Linked DNA regions of Homo sapiens: region 1 is linked to region 2. A link is a loop called in an ENCODE intact Hi-C map of the cell type or tissue named here. Cell type or tissue: IMR-90. All regions are shown on one strand. Links, peaks and the distances in the headings refer to the core of each region. The heading gives the core; the rest is flanking DNA. Region 1 overlaps NFKB1-AS1 (NFKB1 antisense RNA 1). Region 2 overlaps SLC9B1 (solute carrier family 9 member B1).

Region 1 (5,385 bases), core at 276-5,275, 580 kb after region 2:
TTGTATATTGACTTTGTATTCTGAAACTTTACTGCATTTGTTTATTAGTTTAATACTTTTTTGGTGGAGTTTTAGGGCTTTTTCCATATAAGATCATATCATTTGCAACCACATAATTTTACATCTATGTTTGTAATTTGGATGCTTTTTGTTTATTTTTTTTTGACCCATTGCGCTAGGTCTGATTTCCAGTACTATGTTAAATATAAGTAGTGATAGTGGGCACCCTTACTCTGTTCTTAATCTTTGCGGAAAAGCTTTCAGCTTTCATCATTGAGTGTATTATTTGCAGGTTTGACATTTATGGTCTTCATTGTGTTGAGGTACTTTCTTTCTCTGCCTAATTTGTTGATAGCTTTTATGATGAAATGATGTCGTGTTTTGTGAAATACTTTTTCTGCATTTATTGAGATGATTATATGATTATATGATTTTTATCCTTCATTCTGTTAATGTGGTGTATTACACTGATTGATTTACATATGTTGAACCATCTTTGCATGCCAGGGATAAATCCCACTTGATTGTGGTATGTGATCATTTTAATGTCCTGTTGAATTCAGTTTGCTAGTATTATTTGTGTTGAGGATTTTTGCATCTATATTAATCAGGGATATTGGCCTGTAATTTTTTAAAATAATTTCTTTGTCTGGCTTCAGTACAGGGTAATGTTGGTCTCATAAAATAATTTTGGAAGTGTTTCCTTCTCTTAAATTTTTAAAAGAGTTTGAGAAGAATTGGCATTAATTATTCTTTAAATGTTTGGCAGATTTTACCAGTGAAGCCATCAGGTACTGGGCTTTTCTTTGGTGGGACATTTTTTTTTTTTTATCAGTAATTCAATTTTCTTACTTGGTATTGGTCTGTTCAGAGTTTCTATTTCTTCCTAATTCTGTCTTGGTAAGTTTTATATTAAAAAGAATTTATCCATTTCTTCTAGGTTATCCAATTCGGTGTATAATTTTTCATAGTGGCCTCATCACCTTTCGCCTTTCTGTGGTATTAATTGTAATGCCTCCTTTTTCACTTGTAATTTTATTTGAGTATTCTCTTTTTCTCTTGGTTAGTCTGGCTAAAGGTTTGTCAAATTTGTTTAACTTTTCAAAAAACATTTAGTTTGTTGATCTTTTCTATTGTTATTCTAGTCTCTATTTCATTTATTTCTGCTCTAATCTTTATTATTTCCTTTCTTCTACTACCTTTGGGTTTGGTTTATTCTTTTTTTTTCTAGTTCCTCAAGGTATTCTTTTCTATACCTTGAGGTATAAAGTTCGACTGTTTATCTGAGAACTTTCCTTTTTCTTAATGTTGGCATTTGTCACTATAAACTTCTCTCTTAGAACTGCTTTTGCTGCATCTGATAAGTTTTGGTATGTTGTGTTGCCATTTTTGTTTGTCTCAAGTTATTTTTTAAAATTTCTTCTTTGACCCTTTGGTTGTTCAGGAGTGTTGTTCAATTTGGGGGTGAAGTTTTGGTCACCATCTGTATGGGAGTGGGTGGGAACATGCAGCCTGGTCCTCCCTCTTCTTCTTGGAGGACTCGAGTACTTGAGCTCAGCCATTTACCCCTCCACCCATTATGACAGGCCCCTTTTCAAACAATTTAGCCCACTTGCCTCATGTACCTTCCCAAAGTCCTGATTTTCTGCATATGTGTGAGGAGAGGGTTATTGGTGAAGATCACTTCTACATATTTTTAGTTCCAAAGCACAAAAAGGCTATTTCCTTGCCACCTTCCACCCCCAATGCTATCTCAAAGGTAATCAAATTCTATCAAGACTCAAGGTTTCCAAGCTCAAGTTTTTTCTTGTGAGGAATTAGAATCATTCCAGGGAAAGGACATGGTTTAATTTTCTCCCAGTGAGTACTCAAAAATCAAGGGGATAGTTAAATATTTTTACATATTAATTATAAAAACTATCAGGAAACTAGTTCTGATGGAACTAATGTAATTCTGTTTCTATCAAGCAATCTATAGTTATTCCTTTTTATTTAGTTAAGTCTCATTTAAATATGCTAGCTCTGTTGTAGTTTTGCTTATTGGTGTTAAAGGCAGGGTCTCTGTCCAAAAATGGGCTAGGATATTAAAGGTAAATGAGCATTCCTTTACTTCTTGTCTCAAACCTACCTAGTAGAGGCAGATGTCAGAAGCAAGAGCCCAAAGGAGAAATTAATACATTAACTAGAGTTGGGGCTTCATGCTCCTGCTAACGTTTTTTGTGTGCCTGGTGATCCTTTGACAGTTTTGGAAGATCTGGATTTTGTTTATATTAAGGAAAAGACAAATTTCTATACAAAAAGCCATGGCTCTGTTGGATGCTGATATATCATGTAGCACTTGCTGTTTCCAACTAGGAAAACCTCCTGAACAATGCATCTTGGATTTGTATTTCAGGATGGCATAGAGTATTTCTTTCTGATTGCCAGGATAAATTAGGAAGAGCCCTTAGCCTCAGAAGCAGGATAAAAGGGAGATAGAATGAAAGTCATAGCCCTCCCCTGCCAATATTTCTTCTTTAGCCATTGAAGACAGTACATAAATGAACCTAAGCTGACTCGTTGCCTAAATTTCTCATTGTTTTTTCTGCCTCTAAGTCTTTACTTAGTAAAATTTTGTTAATTAGTAATTATATAGAATCAATACAGTTGGATCCTACTGTGCTAATCACAGGACTTTAGTAGAAGAAGAAAAAATTGGTGAGATTCTTTTGCCTAGGTTGGGCATGCTAATAAAGGAAGCAAGTAGTTATTTTAATATTTTGCTTCTATTTGAGAAATAAATGATGATTAAAAGCATACTTTTTAATGCAATCAGTCTATGTTACAAAGCATATTATTTTAAAAACTGTAGTAATTTTTTTTACTTTTCAACAAAGTTATACCATAAAAAATAGATACTGCCTTTGAACATGAATAAACAATTTTAAAGGGAAATATACTGCCATCTAGTGTCTAACTTTCAGAATATCTGAATTACTGTATTTAGAAATATTTACAACACCGGTAGTACCACATGGTGGCACTATAGACATGTACATTAAAGGGACAACGCCAAATTTATGGGCTATCTGTTTTATCTTGGTCCATAAGTGTTTGTTAAATGTGGCAAATACATTATTTTCCTTTTTAGGTTAGCACTTTATATTTTCTAAGAAAACCTTACATATTTTTGGTACTGCTCTTTTTTTTTTTTTTTTTTTTTTTTGAGGCGGAATCTCTCTCGCCCAGGCTGGAGTGCAGTGGCGCGATCTCAGCTCACTGCAAGCTCCGCCTCCCGGGTTCACGCCATTCTCCCGCCTCAGCCTCCCTCAGCGTCCGGAGTAGCTAGGACTACAGGCGCCCGCTACCACGCCCGGCTAATTTTTTTGTAGTTTTAGTAGAGACGGGGTTTCACCGTGTTAGCCAGGATGGTCTCCATCTCCTGACCTCGTGATCCGCCCGCCTCGGCCTCCCAAAGCGTTGGGATTACAGGAGTGAGCCACCGCGCCCGGCCGGTACTGCTCTTTAAATTTTCATAAGTCAGAAAAAACTCGAATACCTTTATATTTAATTCCTGGTTTGTGAAGTTTTAGGGCTTTAAATACTTTAAACTATATTGTCCTTTCACCTCTTTCCCCCCCTTATTCGGATAACTATAACCGAAACCAGCTTCAACACGGAGAAAAAGGTTTAAAACATTTGCACAAATACTAAATGCAAATATGCAACACATTTCCCACATAATCTAAAAGAAAAAAGAAAAACAACTCAGATGAGACTATCTTATAACAGGGCTCTTTGTATTTAGAAAGTGTGGTGGTGGTGGGGACAACTTCTGTTTTAAGTGCTAAATCCAGTGGGAAAAATTTGCCTCCTCACAAGAACATTTGCCTGAGATGCTGATTCATTACAAAGGGACACAGAGCTTTGGGTTCAGAAAATAAAGAATGCTTCATATGGAAAATTTTGTAATTTATTATGTGAGCATGCTTCAGGTTTCACTTTGCTTTTGGTATCATCAAATGTTGTAGTAGTAACTGTACGAAATGAAATTCATTCTATTTACTCTAATAAGCAGATTCTTGAAGAAACTGCTCTCATAAGCTAAGGTTCCTTATGATTCTGCAAGGAAGAGAAGACTAAAGCAAATCACTGTCTGAAAACATAACAGCTGGCTAAAGTAAGCATTGAACAACACTAAGCACTTCAAAACATCAAGTAAAATTTTGGCATTTAGTATCACATAATGTATATGATCTATATAATATAATATAATATATACATACATAATATCTAGTATAGTGTTTGCAGTTTTGTAAGTCTAATGTATTACAAGAAGCTTAAGATGTAATTATAATGATTTTTATCTAAACACAATTGCTAGTGAAATAGGAAGACTAATTGCCAAAATACTTATTTGGTGTATTCTCTCATCAGTGGTTATCAAGATTTTAAAAACTTATGAGAAATGAGTTCCAAGAGCTTAATCCAGAGTAATACAAGTTTACTTGTTTTGCTTAGCTTTCTTTATCATCCTCTTTGGCTTCTATTCCAAATCTTCATCATTTCCTCAACATTTAACTGCCAATGTTCTCAGTAAACCACCTTGTTAATCTGCTTTTTTTTCTTTTTTTTTTTTTTTTTTGAGATGGAGTCTCGCTGTGTCGCCAGGCTGCAGTGCAGTGACGCGATCTTGGCTAACTGCAACCTCCGCCTTCCGGGTTCAAGCGATTCTCCTGCCTCAGGCTCCCAAAAACCACCTTGTTTCTTACTTGAGAAAGTTACAGTCATCCATCAATTGTCCACCCTGCCCAGCACTTACTAATATATAGACACTTTCTTAACTCCTTTCCACATATTTGGAGGATGATGTGTCCTTCTAGCACAAAGCCAAGCCCTCTCCTGGAGCCCTTGATTCCATTTCTTTCCTCCCCATCTCCATTCCTGGAATGTTGCTTCATCAGTCATTCCCACTCTGTTCTTATCTTCCACCTTAGCCCTTCTGTTGGCTCCAATCCTGAGTCCATACACCCCAAATCTTTCTCATCCTTAAAAAATGAACAAACGAAATACCCCAAAACAACAAAAAATAAATTCTCATGACCACAAAACAAAACAAACACAGCAAACAGAAAGTCAGCCCTTTCTTGACCACAAATTCTCTTTTGTCTTTCATTCCATCTTTTTTCTTCCTTTTTGTCCATGAGTTGCCACTGCTTTTCCACTCCCTTTTCACTCCTTAACTGACTGATCTCTAATTTTCTCTCCCATCACTAGACTAATACAATTCGTGAATGTTGCCAATGATCATTTTAACTCATCTTATTGGCCCTACTTGCCAAATTTGGGAAAATTGGTCACAGCCTCTTCTTGAAACTGTTTGATGTTTGCCGCTTTCTGATAATC
Region 2 (5,385 bases), core at 171-5,170:
GTGCAGTGTCAGAGAGTATAAACAGTAAACCTTGGTGGTGCCCATGTGGTGCTAAGTCTGTAGTCATGGCTATCTCCGCATAGATTTCAAAGGAGGTCACAGAGAACCTTGGGGCCCAGGCACAGAACTGCCAGAGGTGTGAGGTCAGCACAGAGAGTCACCACTAGGGCAGTGCCTACAAGAGCTGTGGAGTCAGGGATACCGCAGAGAGCCCCCATAAGAGCAATGCCTAGTGGAGCTATGGGGGCAGAGCCACCACCAAGACTGTAGGCCACTAGAGATACCAGTGTGCAATTCCTGCCTGGGAGAGCGACAGGCATGTGATGCCAACATGTGAGAACTGGTGCATGGTCTGCTCCCCCTAAAGCCATGCAGGCAAGGCTCCCAGGAGACATGGGGGCTCAACCCCTTCCCCATTGTATGCAGAAGGCAGGACATGGAGTCAAAGAAGATTATTCTCAAGTCTCAAGATTTAATGTTGTTTGCCTTGCTGGGTTTGGGACTTACTTGGAACTTATTACCCCTTTCTCCTTTTCTATTTCCTCCCTTTTGAAAAGGGAATATCTATCTTTCCTCTGTCTGTCCCACTATTGTATTTTAGAATGATATAACTTGCTTGATATCATAGGCTTACAGCTGGAGAGCAATTTGCCTCAGGATGAATCAAACCTTGAGTCTCACCCATATCTGATTTAGATGAGACTCTGGACTCTGGACTTTTGAGTTGGTATCGGAAACAGTTAAGACTTTTGGAGCTACTGGGATGGAACAAGTGTGTTTTATATGTGAGAAAGACATGAATTTGTTGTGGGGGAAGGGGCAAAATGCTATGGTTTGAATGTTTGTGTCCCTCCAATTTCATGTTGAAACTTAATCCCCAATGCAACAGTATTAAGAGCTGGGGCCTTTAGGAGGTGACTAGGTCATGAGGGCTCTGCCCTCATAAATGGATTAATGCCCTTATAAAATAAGTGGAGGGAGCTAGCTAGCCCCTTTTCGCCCTTCTGTCTCTTCCAACATGTAAAGATACAGCATTTATTTCCTCCAGAAGATGCAGCATTCAAGGCACCATTTTGGAAGCAGAGATCTGAGCTTTTACCAGATGCCAAATCTGTCAGCACTTTGATCTTGGATTTTCCAGCCTCCAGAACTGTGACAAAATAAATTTTTGTTATTTATAAATTACCCAATCTTGAGGATTTTGTTAAAGCAACACAAATAGACTAAGACACTACTATGGTTTGAATGTTTGTCCCCTCCAAAACTCATGTTGATTGTAACAGTATCAAGAGGTGGGACCTTTAAGAGGTTATTAGGCCTTGAGGGCTGTGCCCACATGGGTGAGGTTAATTTCATTATAAAAGGACAAGTTCTGCCACCCATTTGCGTCCCTTACCCTTATACCTTCTGCCATGTGAGGAGGACATAGACTCCCTCCCCTCCAGAGAATGGAACAAGAAGGCCCTCTCAAGATGCTGGGGTGCCTTGATCTTGAACTTCTCAGCCTCCAGAACTATGAGAAAGAAATTTTTTTCATTATAAATTATCCAATCTGTGGTATTCTGTTACAGCATACAAAATGACCTAAGACAGACACCGTGTCACTTTATTGTGGCAACAAGATCTAGGCACCCGAAAACGGTTTAAAATCAAGGTACTATCTGACTAATGAGATCAAATCCTAAATACTATTAGGAATTTTAACAATGACAGTCAATTTGAATTATAGTAGTAGAAGTTTAGCCCAGATTTGTATTGTCCTGATTAAATAATAATACTAGGTAGTCATTATCTTAAAAAAAATACTGACCTAGTTTGAATGCCTTTTATAAAGAGTATTCTGTTATGCATGCATGTAGGTCTCAAATTCATTTGTTCAGAAAGATGTATACTGTGGTTGTTTATAATTGTGTTAATCTTTTATCTGACCTCAAGAAGAGTTCTTTGTTTGAAAGGCAGCAATAGTTCCAAAGATTCCAAAGCAATACATACTCACAACTGTTGATGCATATGTTTTACCTAACATTAATTGAATAAGTATGTGTTAAATGCCTACTACATGTCAGCAATGCATAGTAGATAAGAGAATAGACTATATTTAAACACACTGGAATTGAAAATCCCAGCTTTGCCACTCTCAGTGGAAGGAAAAGAGCTGCAGTCTCATTTAGAATAATTTATACTGAATTCCATATACATTATGATTTTTAAAGGAAATTTCAGTTCTTATTTAGCCAATTATTAATGCTGTTGTCAAATTTAATTGGCATACCTTTCTTTAGAGGAGAGAGGTGAGGAATTATTTAAAAGTATTTAGCTGGGCTACAAAGTAAATCATCCACATTTAGAAGAGTACAAGTTGGCCATAAAGTTTTGCTGAATGATCTGTGATATGTAGTCACTAGATGTCACTGTTGCACAACATTGCTCCAAAAGCATAAACCCATAGTATTGTGTATGGACACACCAAGGAAAGACAAGTTGTTTATATTAAGTGATACATATGCACATACATGGTATTTAAGAAATGAAGTTCCCAAGAAGTACGTATTGCTATTCTTTCAGCCTATTTCTTGGTATGCCCCTCAGATAATAGAATCATAGACTTAAAACTGTTAAAGCCTGGCCAGGCGCAGTGGCTCACACCTGTAATCCCAGTACTTTGGGAGGCCAAGGTGGGCGGATCACGAGGTCAGGAGATCAAAACCATCCTGGCTAACACGGTGAAACCCGTCTCTACTAAAAATACAAAAAATTAGCCAGACGTGGTGGCACGCGCCCGTAGTCCCAGCTGCTCGGGAGACTGAGGCAGGAGAATCGCTTGAACCCGGGAGGCGGAGGTTGCCGTGAGTCGAGATTGCGCCACTGCACTCCCGCCTGGGCTACAGAGCGAGACTCCGTCTCAAAAAAAAAAAAAAAAAAAAGAAACTGTTAAAGCCCTTAGATCATCTAAGATCCTCACTCCCTACGTCACTTTATAGGTTTGGAATCGAGCAGAGAGATGAAATGACAAGAAATTTACTCAATATGATGTATCAGGGTCAGGTGCGATGTCTCATGCCTGTAATCCCAGCACTTTGGAAGGCTGAGGCTGGCGGACCACTTGAGATCAGGAGTTTTAGACCATTCTGGCCACCATGGTGAAACCCCATCTCTTCCAAAAAATAAAAAAACTAGACGGACACAGTGACTCACGTCGGTAGTCCCAGCTACTCGGGAGGCGGAGGTTGCAGTGAACCCAGATCGCACCACTGCACTCCATCCTGGGCGGTGAGATTCTGTCAAAAAAAAAAAAAAAAGTAGCAAATGAAAAACAGAGAACTTAGATTGCCCAGTTCTTTTTACAATACCACACTGTGTCCATTATTAATATATAATCAAACAGACATTCTAAAAAACCAAGGTGAAAATGGAACTTCTAAATCCATCAAAATTTTTCACTATTTTGAAAGCAAAGCCTAGCAATATAACAGCAGTACAGACTTCTAATAAGTTTTAAATACCATAGCTTTTGCTATAAGTTGTACAAACATCTCACTTAATTCCCATAATAGCAAGATATGTATATATGTGTGTTTATGTATGTACTTATATCTACCTCATTCCGAAAAGGATTTTAAGAAGCTTATTGAAATAAGTAAAGCATAAAAATTTTTTAAACTGAGCTGATCATTTATATGTAAGACACTGGAATATAAACCAGTAAGAAGTCTTATTTTTGTTAGTACAAAAAGCAGGCCATAATTTCTAATAAACTTATCCAGTCAACTCATATTTGGGTGTCTGTCCTCAAATGTGATTCTGCTTTCCCTAGCTGTGAATATGAAGAAAAACAGATAGTACTATGCCCAATAAAAGCTGATGAGATTTGGGAGGCCAAGGCAGGAGGATCACTTGAGCCCAGGAGTTCAAGACCAGCCTGGGCAACATAGGGAGACCCCGTCCCTACAAAAAATTAACCAGACATGACATGTCTGTAGTCCCAGCTACTTGGGAGGCTGAGGTGGGAGGATCACTTGAGCTGGGGAGTTGGAGACTGCAGTGAGCCATGATCACACCACCGCACTCCAGCCTGGGTGACAGACAGAGTGAGAACCCATCTCTCCAGAAAAAAAAAAAAAAAAAAAAAAGATGACAAGAGATTGTAAATTACCCAAGATCATACAACCAGTATATTTCTGATTTCAAGGCTGTTATGCATTTATAGTGATGCCAAGATACTGTAGCATGAAATGTTTTTCCCTTTGTGTCATATCTGATTTCTTTCAGCAGTGTTTTGTAATTCTCATTGTAGAGATCCTTCACTTCCCTGGTTAGCTGTATTCCTAGGGTATTTTCTTTTTGTGGCTGTTGTATATGGAATCTTGTTCTTGATTTGGCTCACAGCTTGGACTTGTTGGTGTATAGAAATGCTACTGATTTTGGTACATTGATTTTGTATCCTGAAAATTTTCTGTAGTTTTTTATATCTAGGAGCTTTTGGGCAGAGACTATGGGGTTTTCTAGGTGTAGAATCATATCATCTACAGACAGAGATTGTTTGACTTCCTCTCTTCCTACTTGGATGCCTTTTCTTTCTTTCTCCTGCCTGATTGTTCTGGCTAGAACTTCCAGTATTATGTTGAATAGGAGTGTTGAAAGAGGGCATCCTCGACTTGCTCTGGTTTTCAAGGGTAATACTTCCAGCTTTTGCCTGTTCAGTGTGATGTTGGCTATGGGTTTGTCATAAACGACATTATTTTAAGATATATTCCTTCATGCCTATTTGTTGAAGGCTTTTAACATGAAGTTATGCTGAATTTTATTAAAAGCCATTTCTGTATCGAGATTATTATATGGTTTTGGGGTTTAGTTCTAATTATGTGATGAATCACAATTATTGGTACATATGTTGAACCAACTTTGCATGCCAGGGATAAAGTCTACTTGATCGTGATGGATTAGCTTTTTCATGTGCTGCTGAATTCCATTTGCTAGTATTTTGCTGAGGATTTTTGCATCAGTGTTCATCAAGGATATTGGCCTTTTTCTTTTTTATTGTGTCTCTGCCAGGTTTGGGTATCAGGATGATGCTATCCTCATAGAATGACTTGGGGAGTTCTTCCTCTTCAATTTTTTGGAATATTTTCAGTAGGAATGCTACCAGGTCTTCGTTATATATCTGGCAGAATTTGGCTGTGAATCATTCTGGTCCTGGGCTTTTTCTAGTTGGTAACCTTTTTATTACTGATTCAATTTCAGAATTCATTATTTGTCTGTTCAGGATTTTAATTTCTTCCTGGTTCAATCTTGGGAGGTTGTACGTTTCCAGAAATTTACCCATTTCTTGTAGTTATTCTAATTTGTTTGCATAGAGGTGTTCATAATAGTCTGAGGATTTTTTGT

Evidence for each region. A loop is a pair of places that touch in the nucleus more often than their neighbours do. Peaks named below come from ENCODE experiments on the same cell type or tissue, not always from the same donor. Only the 100,000 strongest peaks of a DNase experiment are listed, where the experiment ranks them.
Region 1: it touches region 2 in a loop (6-fold over the local background); 80 of 110 quality-filtered maps call a loop at or near these places.

Annotation. Positions count from the first base shown.
Region 1 is chr4:102,429,171-102,434,555 of GRCh38, reverse strand. The region is part of intron 2 of NFKB1-AS1 (NFKB1 antisense RNA 1); the gene reads left to right. Among named protein-coding and RNA genes, the nearest start is that of NFKB1, 69 kb to the left of the region's middle. In IMR-90, for the core only: a CTCF peak has its summit at 2,984 (motif pointing left); DNase peaks (open chromatin) are centred at 3,055 and 4,855; H3K4me3 peaks cover 1,020 bases; H3K27ac peaks cover 152 bases.
Region 2 is chr4:103,006,337-103,011,721 of GRCh38, reverse strand. The region is part of intron 1 of SLC9B1 (solute carrier family 9 member B1); the gene reads left to right. Among named protein-coding and RNA genes, the nearest start is that of SLC9B1, 11 kb to the left of the region's middle. In IMR-90, for the core only: a CTCF peak has its summit at 2,405 (motif pointing right); a DNase peak (open chromatin) is centred at 2,431.